2 separate regions of the Mus musculus genome follow, and region 1 is linked to region 2. A link is a loop called in an ENCODE intact Hi-C map of the cell type or tissue named here. Cell type or tissue: heart. All regions are shown on one strand. Links, peaks and the distances in the headings refer to the core of each region. The heading gives the core; the rest is flanking DNA. Region 1 has its middle 50 kb from the start of Gnl3l. Region 2 holds the start of Fgd1 (FYVE, RhoGEF and PH domain containing 1).

Evidence for each region. Peaks named below come from ENCODE experiments on the same cell type or tissue, not always from the same donor. Only the 100,000 strongest peaks of a DNase experiment are listed, where the experiment ranks them.
Region 1: a loop joins it to region 2, with 2.4 times the contacts of the local background. A loop is called at or near these places in 1 of 42 quality-filtered maps.

The regions. Positions count from the first base shown.
Region 1 is chrX:150,965,155-150,969,544 of GRCm38, forward strand. No RefSeq gene overlaps it. Among named protein-coding and RNA genes, the nearest start is that of Gnl3l, 50 kb to the right of the region's middle. In heart, for the core only: no CTCF peak of the experiment used is centred there; no DNase peak of the experiment used is centred there.
Region 2 is chrX:151,044,639-151,049,028 of GRCm38, forward strand. Fgd1 (FYVE, RhoGEF and PH domain containing 1) reads left to right here and starts at 2,532. Exons shown (of 18, transcript NM_008001.4): 1 at 2,532-3,343. The coding sequence starts at 3,037. Gm46690 (a long non-coding RNA gene) reads right to left here and starts at 1,454. Exons shown (of 2, transcript XR_001782846.2): 1 at 1-1,454. In heart, for the core only: no CTCF peak of the experiment used is centred there; DNase peaks (open chromatin) are centred at 2,243, 3,083 and 3,223; H3K4me3 peaks cover 2,389 bases; H3K27ac peaks cover 2,271 bases.

The DNA.
Region 1 (4,390 bases), core at 66-4,065, 80 kb before region 2:
TACTATGTTTCATCTGGGCTGCTCTTATCTCCAATTGGGCAGCCCTTAGGGCCACAATCTCTTGACTTTATCCCATGGCAGCTTTGACCAAAGAAATAGATAAGAATGTGGTACAAAATGGTAATCATTGGTCAGTTTGGTTTTTTTGTAAAGCCAGCACATAGCTGAATGCCCCCAAGATCAATCACAGGTAGAGAGGAGGTGGGAGATGAGGGAGGAGGTGACAGATACCAGGTCAAAACAGACTTTGAATTTCAACTGCAGAGGCTTAATGTCTATCTTATAGACAAGAGAGAATTACAGAATTCTGCGTTAGGAGAACCACCCCACAAGAGCTAATATGAAGAGCAGGCTGGCTATCTAAGTCACAGACAAAGGATATAAGCCAAGGTGGTTGAGATATGAGGATGAATAAAAGGGGCACAATTTGCAAGCTCTTAAATAGGCGAAATGGACCACATTTGGGAAATGCATATAGAGATGAAGATGTAGTGATCTTTTATTCATTCAGCAAACTCCAGCCTTCAAATACCCCAGTTAAACTAGTACACATAACATATTCTATTCTCCTTACCTTGCTTTATTTTTCTTCATAGCAGTCATAACTGCCTTACACAATACTATCAAGTCATCCCTCCAAAACTGTAATTTCTACAGCTACAGATTCAAATAACCACAGATTGAAAACATTTGAAGAAATGTTTCGATACTACACATGTATACATTTTTCACCCTGAACAATACAGTACAACTGCTGTTTCTATGGTATTTACATTGTGTTAAATCTTTTTTTGTCTTAATCTTTTTTATTTATTATTATACACTGTATAAGCACACTGTAGCTGACTTCAGACACACTAGAAGAGGGCATCAGATCTCATTATGGATGGTTGTGGGCCACCATGTGGTTGCTGGGATTTGAACTCAGGACCTTCGGAAGAGCAGTCAGTGCTCTTACCCGCTGAGCCATATCACCAGCCCCTCTGTTAACTCTTACAAGTAATTTTATTTTTTTAAAAATTATTTGTAGCCGGACGTGTTGGTGCACTCCTTTAATCCCAGCACTCAGGAGACAGAGGCAGGAGGATTTCTGAGTTTGAGGCCAGCCTGGTCTACAAAATGAGATCCAGGACAGCCAGGGCTATACAGAGAAACCCTGTCTTGAAAAAAAACAAAAAACAAAAATATTTGTGCCGGGCATGGTGGCACACACCTTTAATCCCAGCACTTGGGAGGCAGAGGCAGGTGAATTTCTGAATTCGAAGCCAGCCTGGTCTACAGAGTGAGTGAGTTCCAGGACAGCCAAGGCTACACAGAGAAACCCTGTCTTGAAAAATTTTAAAAAAAAGTATTTATTTTATGTATATGAGTACATTGTAGCTGTACAGATGGTTGTGAGCCTTCATGTGGTTGTTGGGAATTGAAGTTTTAGGACCTCTCTGCTAGCTCCAGTCAGCCCTGCTCAATCAGTCCATGCTCACTCCGGCCCAAAGATTTATTTATTATTATACATAAGTACACTGTAGCTGGCTTCAGACGCACCAGAAGAGGGCGTCAGATCTTACTACAAGTGGTTGTGAGCCACCGTGTGCTCTTATCCACTGAGCCATCTCGCCAGCCCCTGTGTTAACTCTTATAAGTAATTTTAAAATGCTTTAAAATATACAGAAGAGCCAGGAAGGACAAACAGCACAAGAGATCACTTGAACCCATCATTTTGAGACCATTCTGGGAAAGATAGTAAGGCCTTGTCTCAAAATTAAATTCGTCTAGCCGGGTAACTCAGACCTGTAATGTCAGCAACTTACGAAGTTGAGGCAGAAGGATCTCAGATTCAAAGCCTGCCTGGGCTTCAGTGAGTTCAAGTTTAGTCAGAGTAATTTCAGTGAGACCATATCTTAATATAAAAATATCAGGAGCTGGAGAGATGGCTCAGCAGGTAAGAGCACTGACTGCTCTTCCAGAAGTCCTGAGTTCAAATCCCAGCAACCACATGGTGGCTCACAACCTTCTGTACAGCTACAATGTACTCATAACTCATAAAATAAATAAATAAATCTTAAAAGAATATCAAAAGAAGGTGTGTGCGTAGCATGTATAAGAAAATACAATAAAAACCATGAATGCCATGTTTTATATGTAGAATCTAGTTTGTGTGACATGAAAACAGAAGAGGAACTATTTGGACAAAGAAGGGAGTGAACAGAAAGGAAGAGAAACAACAAACTAGGGAGCAGATATGAGCAAACCATACTTGTATATATGGATGAAGATGTCATAATTACAGCCATTGTTTCGTATCCTAACTAAAATAATAACAAAGTATGCAGTAGGATATGCAAAGTCTACATGCAAATGTCATGCATTTTTATAAAACAGTCTTAAGCATGGGGTTTTGGTATTTGCAGCAAAACCTGGAATCAAATCCCCAGGGATACCTAGGGACAACTGTGTTTCCTTAATGACTATTGTTGACTTTTGTTGACCTGTGCAGATCATGTCTGCTGGACCTAAGATCTGAGGACCTAAAATAGGGTAGACTATAGTGTGATACTGTAGACAACATTACCTCAATTTTAGAGGACTTTGTACATGAATGTAACCAAGAAAGCAATGATCCAAGGAAGTCTGTCCAAGTTCAGAAAAGTATGATCAGGGGCTGGTGAGATGGCTCAGTGGGTAAGAGCACCCGACTGTTCTTCCTAAGGTCCAGAGTTCAAATCCCAGCAACCACATGGTGGCTCACAACCATCCATAACGAGATCTGACGCCCTCTTCTGGTGTGTCTGAAGACAGATACAATGTACTTACATATAATAAATAAGTAAATCTTTAAAAAACAAAAACAAAAAAAACCTCTGAGCATCTTAATTGTGGAGGCCTCCTTCTGGTATGTCTGAAGACAGCTACAGTGTACTTAGATATAAGAATAAATAAATCTTTTAAAAAAAAAGTATGATCAGAAAAACATGTAAATAAGTGCCAGTAAGCACAGACTAAGTATTAACAGAGCAGCCCCTTTCCAGAACTTCCTGAGGACAGACGAATTTAAACACAATCTATAGTATGTGTCACTGCCTGGTGACACATACTATAGATTATATCTGGGAAAGAACAAAAACAAGGCAGGAGGCCATATCCAAGTTCAGGGTACACTGACCAGATTGGGTTCTGGCATGATAGCTATAATCTGATGCCTACCAAGAATAAAGATGCCTTATTAAACTGAATGTAAATTATTTGTTCCAGGAATCATGAAATCCTGTCCAAGGACAATCCAAGGAACAGACTGCACCTCAGGTAAAGGCCCTCTGCCTTTTTTCCTGGAGTCTCCGTCACAGATCCTCAAGGCATTGCTCACCATGCGTCATTCTTTTGACTGTGTTCCGATATTTCCCTCTTTTTGTTTGTTTCCATTTTAAGCTATTTAATCTTCTTTGGGGCCATCACAATCCTAAGAGAATGATGATCAGACATATAAGTGTAAGATGTAAGAGCATTATGCATGGTACTTTATCACCAGGAAGAAGGATCTCCTTCTATTGCTTCTCAAATTTCAGGCAATTGTTTAGAAAATGTCTGAAAATTTTCATCCTGGTAGCCAGTGGTCTAGTTCTTTATACTATATGGGACACAACAATGGTTGCATGGCTTAGTATCCTAAGAATGCCAGGAATAATAGTACCTCTTGGAGCACAAAGTTTAAGTAAATAAGGTAATAGCAAGGGGAATATCTTGGAAAGTACTTCCCTGCCCCCTTTTATTTTTAAAAAAAAATGTTTCCTTTTTTATATATTAATTTTTCTGTACATTGGTGTTTGACTGCACGTATGTCTGTGTGAGGGTGTTGGATTCCCTGAGGGTGTCAGATCTCCCAGGAGTTACAGACACTTGTGAGTCACCATGTGGATGCTAGGAACTGAATACAGGTCCTCTGGAAGAGCAGCCAGTGCTCTGAACTGCTAAGCCATCTCTCCAGCCCATAAAAGTTGTTTCCTACAGGTAGAATGTGTATGTTCTACAAATGTTTGACCTTATAGGTTAAAAGGGATTCTAATGATGTGTTTAATTTGCCATTCTTCATAGAATTTCTTAAAACTCCTACTAGTAAAAGTTGAATAATTATCAGTTTTTAACTGTACAGGAATACCCATAACAGTGAATGTCTGCAATAAGATGGGAAATAAAGCTTTGGAGGAGGGTAATTTATCTAACTTTGAATACTATTTTATCATGTAAGGCTTGAACATCAATACTTAAACTGTCAGGTGACCATCTTTCCTTGAGGAACAATATAATTAGCAATTGGGGTACCCAAGATCTCAGAGTCAGTGATATAAACTGGAATGTTAGTCTCTTCCCAATTAACAAAATGAAGCACAGGAGGATC
Region 2 (4,390 bases), core at 178-4,177:
GCACACCGGAGCCTGAAGCAAGAGGACTCACTGCAGTCCAAGGTCAGCCTAGACTCCAAATGAGGCCCTGCCGCTAAAAAAAAACCCAAAGAAGCAAAAGAGAACAACAACCCAAAACCTCCAGAGGTCATATGGATGGAATTGTCAAAGAATTTTAAAAATTAAGGTTAAAAAAGCCTTCAGAGGCTGGATAGACCAAGGAACAGTCTTACAATTTTTCAACTTTGACTCAAGCATTAGGTTTAGAAAGGCTGATTGAGATCTCACCAGATCATAAAGAGCCCTGCCAAACCTCTAATGTTAAGGAAGGTAAATTTTCTTTTGAACCTTTGGGGACTTGGAAGATTCTAAACTTGTGAATGATATTTGATTTTGAAAGACATAGACTTGCCAGATGTGGTAGTATATGCCCTTAGTCTCATCACTCAGGAGGCAACCACAGAGGGATTATAAATTCAAGGCCTGCCTAGGCTACACAGTGAGAGCTTGTCTCAAAAAATAGTAATAATACAGACTGCCTACAATATAGAGAATAGATTCCAGGACTCAGTGAACACTTGCCTGTCTTGCCTGAGGCTTTGGGTTTGATACATGATAATGAAAAATAGTTAAGAATAGATTCCAGAGAACAAGACTGAAACAGGAGAGCTGTGAAGGTATTGCAGATTAGAAGCTGTACTAGCCTACACCAGCGAGTGGCAATGGAAATGAGACTGTATAAGTAGATGATGGAGATGGTCCTGTAGATGATAGGAAGACTTGGCAATTGCATGGGGGGGGGAGGTGTAGAAGAGAGAGAGAGAGAAAAGAGCCAGGGTATAGCTTAGATCTCTACTTTGACCAAGATCCTTCACTTAGGTAAGGTACAGCTCATTGAGAGAGGATTTCTTGAGTTGGGAAAGAACAGAGATTCTAGGTTTCTCTAGGATTTTCAAACAATGTTGTTTTCTAACCAGCTGAATGTCTGGGCCAGGAAAAATGTTTTGATTTGAAGTATTTTAGAGTAACTATCAAAGAAGTAATAATTGAAGCCATAGAAGCAAATGAGATATTGAGGGAAAGACCAGAGAGAGTGCGTGGGAAGACAGAGCTCAGGCCAAAGCTCCCAAGAACACTACTAAGACGAGGAGGAAACTGAAAAGGAAAAAGGAGAAAAATAAGCATGATATGTCATAGGGAAGCAATTTCAGGAGAAGGGAGAGGTCACTGGTGCTACCTGAATGCTAGCAAGTCCAAGTAGGATGACCTCTAAAGAGATTCTTTTCGGTTTAGTAACGTAAGCTATGGAAGACCTTGATAAGAAAAATAGCTTGGAAGAAGTAGTAGAGGTGAGTTGTAGCAGGGTTAAAGATAAGTGGGAGGTAGGAAATGGGACACTTGACTATGAGCAAGTCTTGAGTCATCTGTAAAAAGAGAAGAGAGATAACTTTTGGTGCTTGTTTTTTTAGATGGGAGAAGATACCTGACTGTTTAAAGCCCAGAGCGAAGGGACTCGGAACGAACTCAGAGGTCTGTTGCTAAGAATTCCAGACCTTTCTTCTGGCGTCTTCTGTTCACTCCATGTAAGTAGGACATGGGCTTATCAGCTAAGTACCGTGGGACGGAGTTGGGGGCACAAATCAAGATCTTGGGGAGACTAGATTTGATATGGCCACCATGGATGAGAGTTATCTAGGCAATGGGGGTGAAACAGAAAAGAAAGTTGACTACTAGTAGGGTGTCGGGTCAGTTCTGAGGGACTTGTAGAAGCTGGGAAATGAGGGTTTATCATGACACAAATGTGGAAAATTGTAGTGTTACCCAGTAGTGTTCAGCTGCCTGGGCACAAGCATGGAAAAAAAGGCAAACAGTTGGACTGGTTCAGTTTTGGGTTGCTGCCAGCCGGGTAACGGACAAAACAAGGGACCGCGACAAAAAGAGTGGAAAAGTAAAGGGCCATGAGATCTGGTCTGAGAAAATAAGTACTAAAGGATCGCTACGTGCCAAGCCTAGCTTAACTCTGGGACATGTGGAAAGGCTTCTGGGAAAGAGTGTGATGGGAGAGCGGAAGAAGGCATGAGATGCGACGGAAGGGTCGATTTCGGAAATTGGGCCCAGAGACTCGCCTCTGTGGGACCAAGGAAGGATGGGAAGGAAAGCTGAAGGGCCAGCAGAAGGAGGGCCTTAAGCTCCTAGCAGTTAGAGGTGAAACTGGCCCTAGCGAGGGGGCGTGGCCAAGCTCAAATCCCGACGAGGGGGCGGGGCTCCAATAACTGGGTCTCAGCGCCGCGGTGGCTGCGGCTGTCTCAGCAACGGCTCGCGCCTCCCCATCCCCCAGTTCCCAGGGCTCTTCCCGCCTGCCGCGGTGCAGACCCAGGACGAAGGCGGAGAAGCCCGGTCCAGCCCGGTCCTCCGCCCGCACGGCTGGAGCATCGTTCCGGAGGACTGCCCGAAGGCAAGCCTCGCAGCCGGAGAGCGCGGCGCACACGCGCGCCTCCCGGCCGCGGCCGTCCTCTCTTCCCTCCTTCCTCTCCTCTCCCCCTCCCCTCTCCTCCGCCCCCAGCCTCCGCTGCGGCGGGAGGAAGAACCCTTCCCGACTAGCCCAGAGAACCCAGGTCGATTCTCATTCCGGGAGAAAGAGACCCCCCTCGGTGGGATCCGGCTGGCCGCTCGCCCCCGGCTACGGAAGTGACTGGTCATCTATTAGGAGAGCTCGTGCCTAGCGCAGCCCCCGACCCTCGCCTAGCCGCAGCCGCATAGACAGCGCTCCCCAGCGGGCCCCCGGCCCCGCCGAGCCCACTCCCCGCTTGGGGCCAGGGCTGGCGATGCCTGGCGCGGCAACGGCGGTGGCCGCGGCTGCTGCTGCTGCTGCCGCCACGGCTGCTGGCCGGAGCCCGGGTCGGGGGCTCGAGTCTCCGCAGTGGGGCTGAGCCCGCAGCCCCGCCCCCCGAGCCTGAGGCCGCTGCTCCGCCGGGCGCCGGGCCTTCTCCGCCCGCGCCTCCGCCCCAGGAACTGGAGCCAAGCGGGGAGCCCGGGCCCCGCGCCCAGGCCCGGACCATGCATGGCCACCGAGTCCCGGGGGGCCCTGGGCCTTCGGATCCCGAACGCTCAGCGGCAAATACCCCCGGTGCCGCTCCGCTGGCCTGTGCCGACTCGGACCCTGGAGCCTTGGAACCCGGGCTGCCGGTGAGCAGGGGCTCAGGCACGGCTCTTGGAGGCCCTTTGGATCCTCAGTTTGTTGGACCCTCGGATGCCAGCCTGGGAGCGCCTCCAAGCTCCCGGGTCTTACCCTGCGGCCCTAGTCCTCAGCACCACCGGGCCCTGCGCTTCTCCTACCACCTGGAGGGCTCGCAGCCTCGGCCTGGTGAGTGATCCAGACAGCATGGGAACCTGGGCCACGGGCCTGGTACCGGGAACGGGTTCTTGTTCTAGGACTTGGAGCCGACATGCTCACCCTAGCCCCTTGGGTCCCCTCAACCCCTACCCCCACCTCCTGCAGTATTCGGTCCAGTCCTTTCAGCCTTTGCCCCTTGCTCTTATCTGTCCCTTGCGCCCTCAAGCCTTAAGACTCCTTTCTCTTCTAACTGTTGAGGCTAACAGGAGAGGAAGCACTCCAAGAAAAGGGGGCAGGATTTCAGGGCAGCAATGGGGATGTGGTTGGAATAGGAGAAAAGAAGTCTCCCATTAGCTAAGTGACTACATTTGTGCATGGCACTGAACTGGGTACTTTTACAAGGGTTTTTGTTTCAGCTTCAGGAGCCATCTGTGAAGTGGATATCATCAATTACATTTTTAGGGGTGCAGACTGAGGCTTTGAGAAGTAACTTGTCCAAGGTCACACTGTCATTATGGTGCCTGGATTTAAAAACAGATCAGAGTCCAAAATCTGTGGTCTTCCCGCTTCCCCAAACTGAAGCTGGAGAGTAATGCAAGCTTTCTCCTTATGTGATTTCCCCTTATACGACTCAGTAGCCCGAAAGTATGAGCAAAAGAGAGAGGGAGATGGTGGACTGATCCTAGATTGTGCTTCTGCTAGGTGTGTGTGGCCACAGGACAAGGGGAGGAAGAGGTAGGGGGTATTGATGAGAGAGAAAGGTGGAGCTGAGCCTGGAGGAAGGGGCTGAAGGCGCTGCTGGTACGAAGGAATAGGACAGAGAGGTCAGAAGGGAGAGCTGCTGGGCCAGGAGATTGTTTGGAAAAATCATCAGGATGGTTGCTTGGGTTTGCAGTGTGGTGGAACAACTCTAGGTCAGGCTGGGGCCACAGACCCCGATGGGCCTTTTCATAGTCCTGAGTATCTGAGCAGCCTAGCAGAGCCTCTAGGATATTCTCACGTGGGCCTGAGTCTGGGAGCCTTGAAGGAAGAACAGTGTATGGATCTGCCCTATCTTCACTGGGACTGAAGGAGGTG